Linked DNA regions of Homo sapiens: all the other regions are linked to region 1. Evidence: read pairs that join two places in POLR2A ChIA-PET (ENCODE). Cell type or tissue: GM12878. All regions are shown on one strand. Region 1 holds the start of IL22RA2 (interleukin 22 receptor subunit alpha 2). Region 2 has its middle 65 kb from the start of IFNGR1. Region 3 has its middle 27 kb from the start of IFNGR1.

Region 1 (2,500 bases):
CTTTGCCTCCCACCCTCCATCACAACCATTAACCAAGACTAGAATGTAGGAGGGGAAGCAGGTAAAATGAAAGTGCTAAAAGGAGAGGGTTGGGTGCTGCTGATGTGGAGGAGGCAGAGTCTTCAAAGAGAAAGGGAAGAATGGCCTTCTGCATACAGACAGGAGCAGAGGAGTTGTTCTCAAGTGTAGACCCTCCATCCCAACCCCATGACCCAGCACCTGTGAACATTTCTAGACACTCGGGTGCCTGAGACTGTGAGGCCTTGGGTGGAGCTGGGGCCACGCAGGGAAAACCTTATTCCTGAGCAAAGGGTCTTAGAAGAGAGCTTATCAGAAATTTCCTCAGAAACCAGATCCCAGTGGACCAGGCCACTATCAATTTTCATTTAACAAATTTCAGTTATTGGAGGGCAGTTGCGCTGCATGCTTTCTGAGGCCAGCCCTATGTGGAAAGGTTTGTGTGGATAACATCAGGTTTCCCAGTGCCTCTGTTCTACGGCAGTCTTCTGAATCCAGGCTTGTATCTCCTCCAGCTGAAGTTTTTGGTGCTTATAAGGTAGCTTCTGCTTTGAAAGAAGAAACATGCAGCACGTTTTATGTTCCCTTTTCACCTCTTCATGCTCCTTAGCTTGCAACCTTCTCAGCATTGTTATTCACTTCCCTGCTAATGTTTACCACTTCACATTTACTTTGGTATTTAAATGGGGGATGATAATGTGGGTTTGCACTATTGATGTTCAATGGCTTCAATACCAATAGATCTCATTTTGAAGCCACCAAATTGCTCCAAGTTCCAGCTAAGAATAAAAGGAAAATATTTAAATTCGAGGTTTTATGATGAGAGCAGCAGAGAACGAAATTGAGGTTTCCACTGGGTTGCTGACTTTGTCAAACAAATGAGGGGAAATTAGGCGGAGTGGGATAAGCAAAACATATTTAAGAACTGAATTCTCCCCAAAACGTGAGCTTTGGTGCTCTATTAAATTTCACAAACCAGACCAGTTCTGTCACTGTTCAATTAGCTCTAGTTGTGTAATAGAACCTGCATAAAAGCCAACACTGTCAACAAGGCCTCAAGGTAGATGAAAAGATAAAATTAAATTCTAATTTCCCATCAATCTGGAAGCAGAAGAATTTGTACAGAATTGTTTCAAATGAAATGCTGTTTTGTTTGGGAAGTAAGAAAGTTTTAGTCACTAGGGGATCTCCGCTCTGCCTCCTTTCAGGCATGAAATGCTGGCTTCATTCCCTGCCCTCCCCCGACCTCGGCCCCACTCCGCAGCAGGGAGAGTCCACCTTGACGGTGACAACGGGTATTTCCATCATCGTGTTGACTCTGGAGAGAACTTGCTTAAGCCCCTGTCTTGAACAGATTTGATTCTCTTCTTCCTTTCTTCTTGTGGCTTCCAGCAGACCAACCATTTATCTAATTAAGGAATCATTTTTCATTGTTTTTAGGTGTGATGTGGAATTTTGGTTATTATTTTTATTTTTTTTTAGAGCTACCTATTATAGTACTACAGATGAAATGGTGTCATGTCTGGGATTTGCTTCAAAATAATACAAAGGCCTGGGAAAGGGGGTTACCATCCATGAGCTGATAACTGTTGAAATTGGGTGTCAGGTTTATTATACTCTACTTTTGTATGTACTTAAAATTGTTCATAACAAAGAAAAAAGATTTTTAAAGTTTATCTACAAGATGTGGCCAGACACGGTGGCTCACACCTGTAATCTCAGCACTTTGGAAGGCGGAGGTGGGTGGATCATTTGAGGTGTGGAGTTCCAGACCAGCCTGGCCAACATGGTGCAACCCCGTCTGTACTAAAAATACAAAAATTAGCCAGGCGTGACGGTGTGTGCCTGTAATCCCAGCTACTCAGTGGGGCTGAGGCAGGAGAATTGCTTGAGTCAAGGAGGTGAGGTTTGCAGTGAGCCGAGATCGCGCCACTGCGCTCCAGTCTGGGCAGCGATAAAGCGAGAGTCCATCTCAAAAAAATAAATAAATAAATAAATAAAGTTTACTTACCAGATGCTGTCTTCCTTTTGGTAATTTTAATGCCATTTTAGTGTCAATAATAAGATCTAATAATTATGGGACGCCATGTTATGTTTTTCCCATATTTTGTCTTTGTTAATCCTCTTATGAAGTCTAGGAGATTGGTATTATTATTCATTTGATGTTACAGATGAAGAAACTGAGACATAGATAGAGAGGTGGAGAGAACTTGACCAGGGCTCTATAGCGAGTAGTGGTAAAGTGAGGGCTGAAATCAGATCTGGTTAGCCTCAGGGCCTGAGGAGTATTATGAAACTCCTCTTGTGTTATTCTTTGCTTGTAATAGACATTCCATAAAGGGATAGAATGATGTCAAAGAACATTTGTCCATTGGCTTCTCGAATCGTTTATTCAGTCAAACAAATGTTTATTGAGCAACTGTTATATGCCAGGCACTGTGTTAGACATCGGGGATGCAGAAATGAACAAGACTACAGAGCC
Region 2 (2,500 bases), 110 kb after region 1:
AATATATATATATATATTTGAGAAGTGGTTAACACTGTTAAATGTGGCCACTTTCACTGCTTCTACCATCATCCCTCTGACCTGTGCCACCATCTTCTCTGGTGTCACTTAACGTCATCACAGAACTCACACTTGTCCCCTATGGTATATTTTTCCTACATCAGCCAGAGTGAAAAATGCAAAACTGATGATGTCACTTCTCTGGAAATAAACCAAAGCCCACCTAATGGCACACATAGTTTTATATGACCTGCCCCTCCCCACCCTGTCCCCTCTCTGCCCTCATCTCTCTCCTCTCCTCAGATTCACTCTGCTGTAGTTGCATTGGCTTCCTTCTGTGGCATGAGTGTGCCAGGCCTGTTCCTGCCTCAGGGCCTTTGCACTTGCTCTTCCTCTGCTTGGAACTCTCTGTCCCCATATATCACTATGACTTGTACCCTCATCTCCTTCAAGATTTTGCACACATGTCACTGTCCCTGAACATCTATTTAGAATTGAAGCCCCTGGCTGGGAACGGTGGCTTATGCCTGTAATCCCAGTACTTTGGGAAGCCAAGGCCGGTGGATCACCTGAGATGATCAGGAGGTCAGGAGGTCGAGACCAGCCTGGCCAACATGGTGAGACCCCCATCTCTACTAAAAATACAAAAAATTAGCTGGGTGTGGTGGCGCATGCCTGTAATCCCAGCTACTCAGGAGGCTGAGGCAGGAGAATCACTTGAACTTGTGAGGTGGAGATTGCAGTGAGTCGAGATCATGCCACTGCACTCCAGACTGGGCAACAAGAGCGAAACTCCATCTCAAAAAAAAAAAAAAAAAAGAGAGAATTAGAGCCCTCTACCCTCACCTCCACTCCATCATTCTTTAACCTCATTTTATGGCTTATGTTTCTTCTTGGCACATAACAAGGACTGAAGGAGTATTTGTTGAATAGATACAATGCTGCCTTGTGGTCAGCAGGGTAAACATATCAAAGTATCTGTTGTATTTAGTCACAGGAAATCAAGAGATATTCTGGTGAGAGCAGTTTCAGAGGACTTGATTGGCAAGGGAGAGTTTTCAAAGTGTTGGAGTGGAAATAGATGTTGAGAAAAGAGAAACACTGAGTTTTGACTACTGTTTGTCACAGTTTGACTGTGACAGGAAGGAGAGAGTCATAGTCATCATTAAAGAAGCATTTCTTAAAATATCCGAAGAGACTCACACAATCTCGTAGATAGACTGAGGGACAAGAGCTTATGCTGGGTGGGTGTGGGAGGAGACAGGGAGGAAGGTAAATAGGGAGGCAGGGAGGCAGGTCTCTAAGGGGACCTGGATTTAGAGCGCTGGGAGAGAGTTGGCCTTATTCAGCTCTTCTCCCAAGGCTGGGAAAGGAGGGAAGATGGAAATGGAGATGTGCCGAAAAGCTTTGGGGGGAAAGACTGTGACGTTCTGGCTAGATGTGTTTTTATTTTTTTCTGTGTAGTAGTTGCAGGAACAGGACGCAGAAAGATTTTTGGAAGAACTGAAAGCCACACCTGGATCTCCTAGTGCCCTAGGGATGACATTTCCCCCAGCTGCACATGCAGCCTGGGAATGGGAGCTGAGAAGTCAGATCTGAACTTGATTCAGAGTGGAAGCTTTGTTGGGCAGTTTCGATGGACAAAAATAGCAATGGGAAAGGGAAACCGAGGCTTTTGACAAGCTTACGATTTTCTAGCTCAGCTGAAAATAGGCATACATTTCTGTTCTTTCCAAGTAAGCAGAACTTGTGGATGATCTACCACATAGTCCTGACTCTGGAAGAAGCCAGCAGTGATCTTTGGATCCTTTTCTCTTGTTTTCAAGAGGAACATCCTTTCTATGCTACATGTAATAATGGAAAAACCTAAAATGAGCAATATAAGTAAATATCTTTTTCATCATCAGTTGGAGAGAGAACATTAATTCAACCTTGATAGACTGTGTGTTAGAATTGTGCTTTAACTTCTTCTCATCCTTCAATATGGGTGTTAGCTGCAAGTAGTGACATGAAGAATGACAGTGGCACAGTATGAGGCCACAGGGGCACCTGCTGACTATGACAAGGTGATGGAAGGAAAGAGACTGACCATGTAAACAAATGCCAGGGGAGGCAGGGTGATGAGCTTCAGCAAGAAGGAATTTTGTGCCAAAAACAGTAATGTGCTCTGGCTTACAGCAGCTAATCCTGAATTAGAAGACAAGCTAAACATGACTAAGAATGCAAGAGATAGATTACGCTTTTAATTTTAAAAATTTGCCATAAGCTGGGTGTGATGGCTCATGCTAGTGATCCCAGTGACTTGGGAGGCTGAAGCAGGAGGACTGCTTGAGGCTGGGAGTTTGAGACCACCCTGGGCAACATAGCAAGGCCCCATCTGTAAAAAATAAAAAAAATTTCTGGGTGTGGTGGCACATGCCTGTAAGTCTTAGCTACCCCAGAGGCTGAGGTGGGAGGGTTGCTTGAGCCCAGGAGTTCAAGGCAGCAGTGAGCCATGATC
Region 3 (2,500 bases), 74 kb after region 1:
GACCTGGTTTCAGGGTTGTCCTGATGTGATGCCACAGCCTCTGACAAGTGCCATAGATCCTGGCTGGTGATGATCCAGCAGGGCACACGTGGTGGAGAAATGGCCACCACCAGAAAGCTCTCCGCAGCCCATCCCCGCCTGCTGCACCTGTGGTCTCTTCTGCTCCAACCCTGGGATACAGGCTTTTTTATCTTGACTAGGGTTTCTCAGAGTCTTTATGTCCTGATCCATCATCCACTTTCTTTTCACCATGACACTTCTGGGCTCAGTTTGGGGAGGAATGATGGTATTCAGCATTAGTTCACCATCTGGTGAGGAACTAGAATCTTTTATGCATCTTTATATTCCCTTCCTTAAGATGCTTAAGGTATGTCCTAGAACAGTAGTTCCCTACATTTTTGGCACCTGGGACCAGTTTTGTGGAAGACAGTTTTTCCACAGATGAGGGCAGGGGATGGCTTCGGGATGAAACTGTTCCACCTCAGATCATCAGGCTTCAGATTTTCATAAGGAGCATGCAACCTAGATCCCTCATATGTGCAGTTCGCAATAGGGTTCGTACACCTAGGAGAATTGAATGCCACCTGCTGATCATAAAAAACATAAAAAACTAAAAAAAAGGAAAACCACTTTGTCTATGATCTTTAGACTTATTTATGTTTAAATTGTTTTTTTCTGTTTAATTTTTAAACAGGAGGTGGAACTCAGGCGGTAATGTTCGCTGCCGCTCATCTCCTGCTATGCAGCCTGGTTTCTAACAAGCCATGGACTGGCCCTGGTCCACGGCCTGGGGACTGGGGGCACCTGTCCTAGAACACTGACCTGGACTGCCTCACCAAGTTTAGTATGAAGGACAAGTCTGTTTCATTGTGAGGAAAAACTATGTTAGAAAAATATAAATATAAATATATAGTATGCTATACTTAAGCTAGTATAATTTAGTGCATAATAACTGTGAAGTAAATGACCGCTAAATAAATAAGACTTTGGATGAGCAGCTAGAGCAGGCTGCACACCACTGTGACAGCATTATTTCTCAGTGCTACAGCAGTTAAGTGCTACTTAAAGAGAAGAACAGATTACTAAAAGGTTGATTTGAACAAATCCTTTAATACATTTGCTTGTTGTTTGGGATTTGTTATTTCAAAAATACTTTAACTTCTCAATTTTGACCCAAACACCGTTAATTGTTTGTGAGTGAGCTTTGTAAAACTGAATGCAGAAGTTTTGATTGTGAGGCAAAAACTCTCTCATCCTGTTTTAAGGAAGATCTACATGCCCTTCTTGGTGATATTCTAGGAAGCAAAAGGAGAAGTGCTCTCTGGGAGATGAATTTCACTACCCTTGTTTTCCCCCTCCTTACAAGATTGGAGCAAATTCCCACTTATTTAGCAAGCAAAACATACTTCATAATTTCCAAATAAGAAGTAAAGTTTGCCATGTACACATCTGGAACCTGTGCATCTAGTCTCAGTTTACAACAAATAATACTTGTATTCTATGAATTCACCCAAAAGCTCAGTTTCGAGTTGACTCAATTCATGAGGAAAGTGCAATTAAGGTAGCTGATATTGATGACAGTTTAAGTAAAATATTAACCATTCACCCCTAGTACGATTTCAGGTTCTAGCTTGTTTCAAATTAAATCACAATATCAAATTAGATCACCAGAATTATTTAGTGTAACTCTTTGTAAAGTTGCCTTTACTAATGTAACTTAATCTGCCTTATTTGAATGTCTTTGACATTCTTGAATGTTGATATGAGAAATGGTCCTATGGAATTAAGGTTTCTGCATCTTTTTAGAAGACTCTGTTGCAAAAATTAATAATTCTGCAAGAGCTACCATTCACAGAGTACATCGGATGACCCAGGCACATGCTTTACTGAATTTAATTCTCACTATAGTCTTTTAGGTGTATATTATAATCCTTACTTTACATATGAAGAAACCGAAGCTATGTTAAACAACTTGCTCACACCTAATAAGTGCTTGACACAAGATTGAAACCCAGGTCTGTTAGATCTCTAAGTTTGTGGCCTTAACCAATATTTTATATTGTAATTATGCTATATGTGTAGAATTACTCATATAAAATGGTAAGAAATTGGGAGGAACTACATTGTAGAGCCAGAAGTCTGACTGGGATGGCAAGCTACAATCAGGATGATCTTTGGCACATATGGGCTTGCCTTGAAATTTCTAGATTCCATTTTGTCAGAAGCTGGATAAAGACTGGACTTTGGTCACCCAACCCTGCTGAAGACTCAGATTATTCCTGACTTGGACATTAAAGGGAAACTTAGTTCCATGGGCAAGGGTGTCTAGGACACTCAGGTAACCACATGAACAGGAGCTTACCTTTGACTTCAGGGCCTTCAATGAGTCATAGGTTAGGAAATCCTTATCTAAGCCATGCTAGTTCCCAGTTTTTCTTGGCTTCTGGGAAGCCCTGTTTCAAATGAAATACTCAATTCCAATATTTTCCTGAATGTTATT

Evidence for each region. ChIA-PET counts read pairs that join two places held together with the same protein. Peaks named below come from ENCODE experiments on the same cell type or tissue, not always from the same donor. Only the 100,000 strongest peaks of a DNase experiment are listed, where the experiment ranks them.
Region 2: POLR2A ChIA-PET joins it to region 1 with 5 read pairs; 3 of 35 experiments call an interaction of 5 or more read pairs at or near these places.
Region 3: POLR2A ChIA-PET joins it to region 1 with 7 read pairs; 2 of 35 experiments call an interaction of 5 or more read pairs at or near these places.

Annotation. Positions count from the first base shown.
Region 1 is chr6:137,171,384-137,173,883 of GRCh38, forward strand. It overlaps IL22RA2 (interleukin 22 receptor subunit alpha 2), which reads right to left and starts at 2,261. Exons shown (of 7, transcript NM_052962.3): 1 at 2,030-2,261. RefSeq lists enhancers at 361-1,119, 1,016-1,235. In GM12878, no CTCF peak of the experiment used is centred here; DNase peaks (open chromatin) are centred at 36, 908 and 1,298; H3K4me3 peaks cover 459 bases; H3K27ac peaks cover 2,500 bases.
Region 2 is chr6:137,283,084-137,285,583 of GRCh38, forward strand. No RefSeq gene overlaps it. Among named protein-coding and RNA genes, the nearest start is that of IFNGR1, 65 kb to the left of the region's middle. In GM12878, no CTCF peak of the experiment used is centred here; a DNase peak (open chromatin) is centred at 1,088; H3K4me3 peaks cover 904 bases; H3K27ac peaks cover 2,197 bases.
Region 3 is chr6:137,245,596-137,248,095 of GRCh38, forward strand. No RefSeq gene overlaps it. Among named protein-coding and RNA genes, the nearest start is that of IFNGR1, 27 kb to the left of the region's middle. In GM12878, no CTCF peak of the experiment used is centred here; a DNase peak (open chromatin) is centred at 1,564.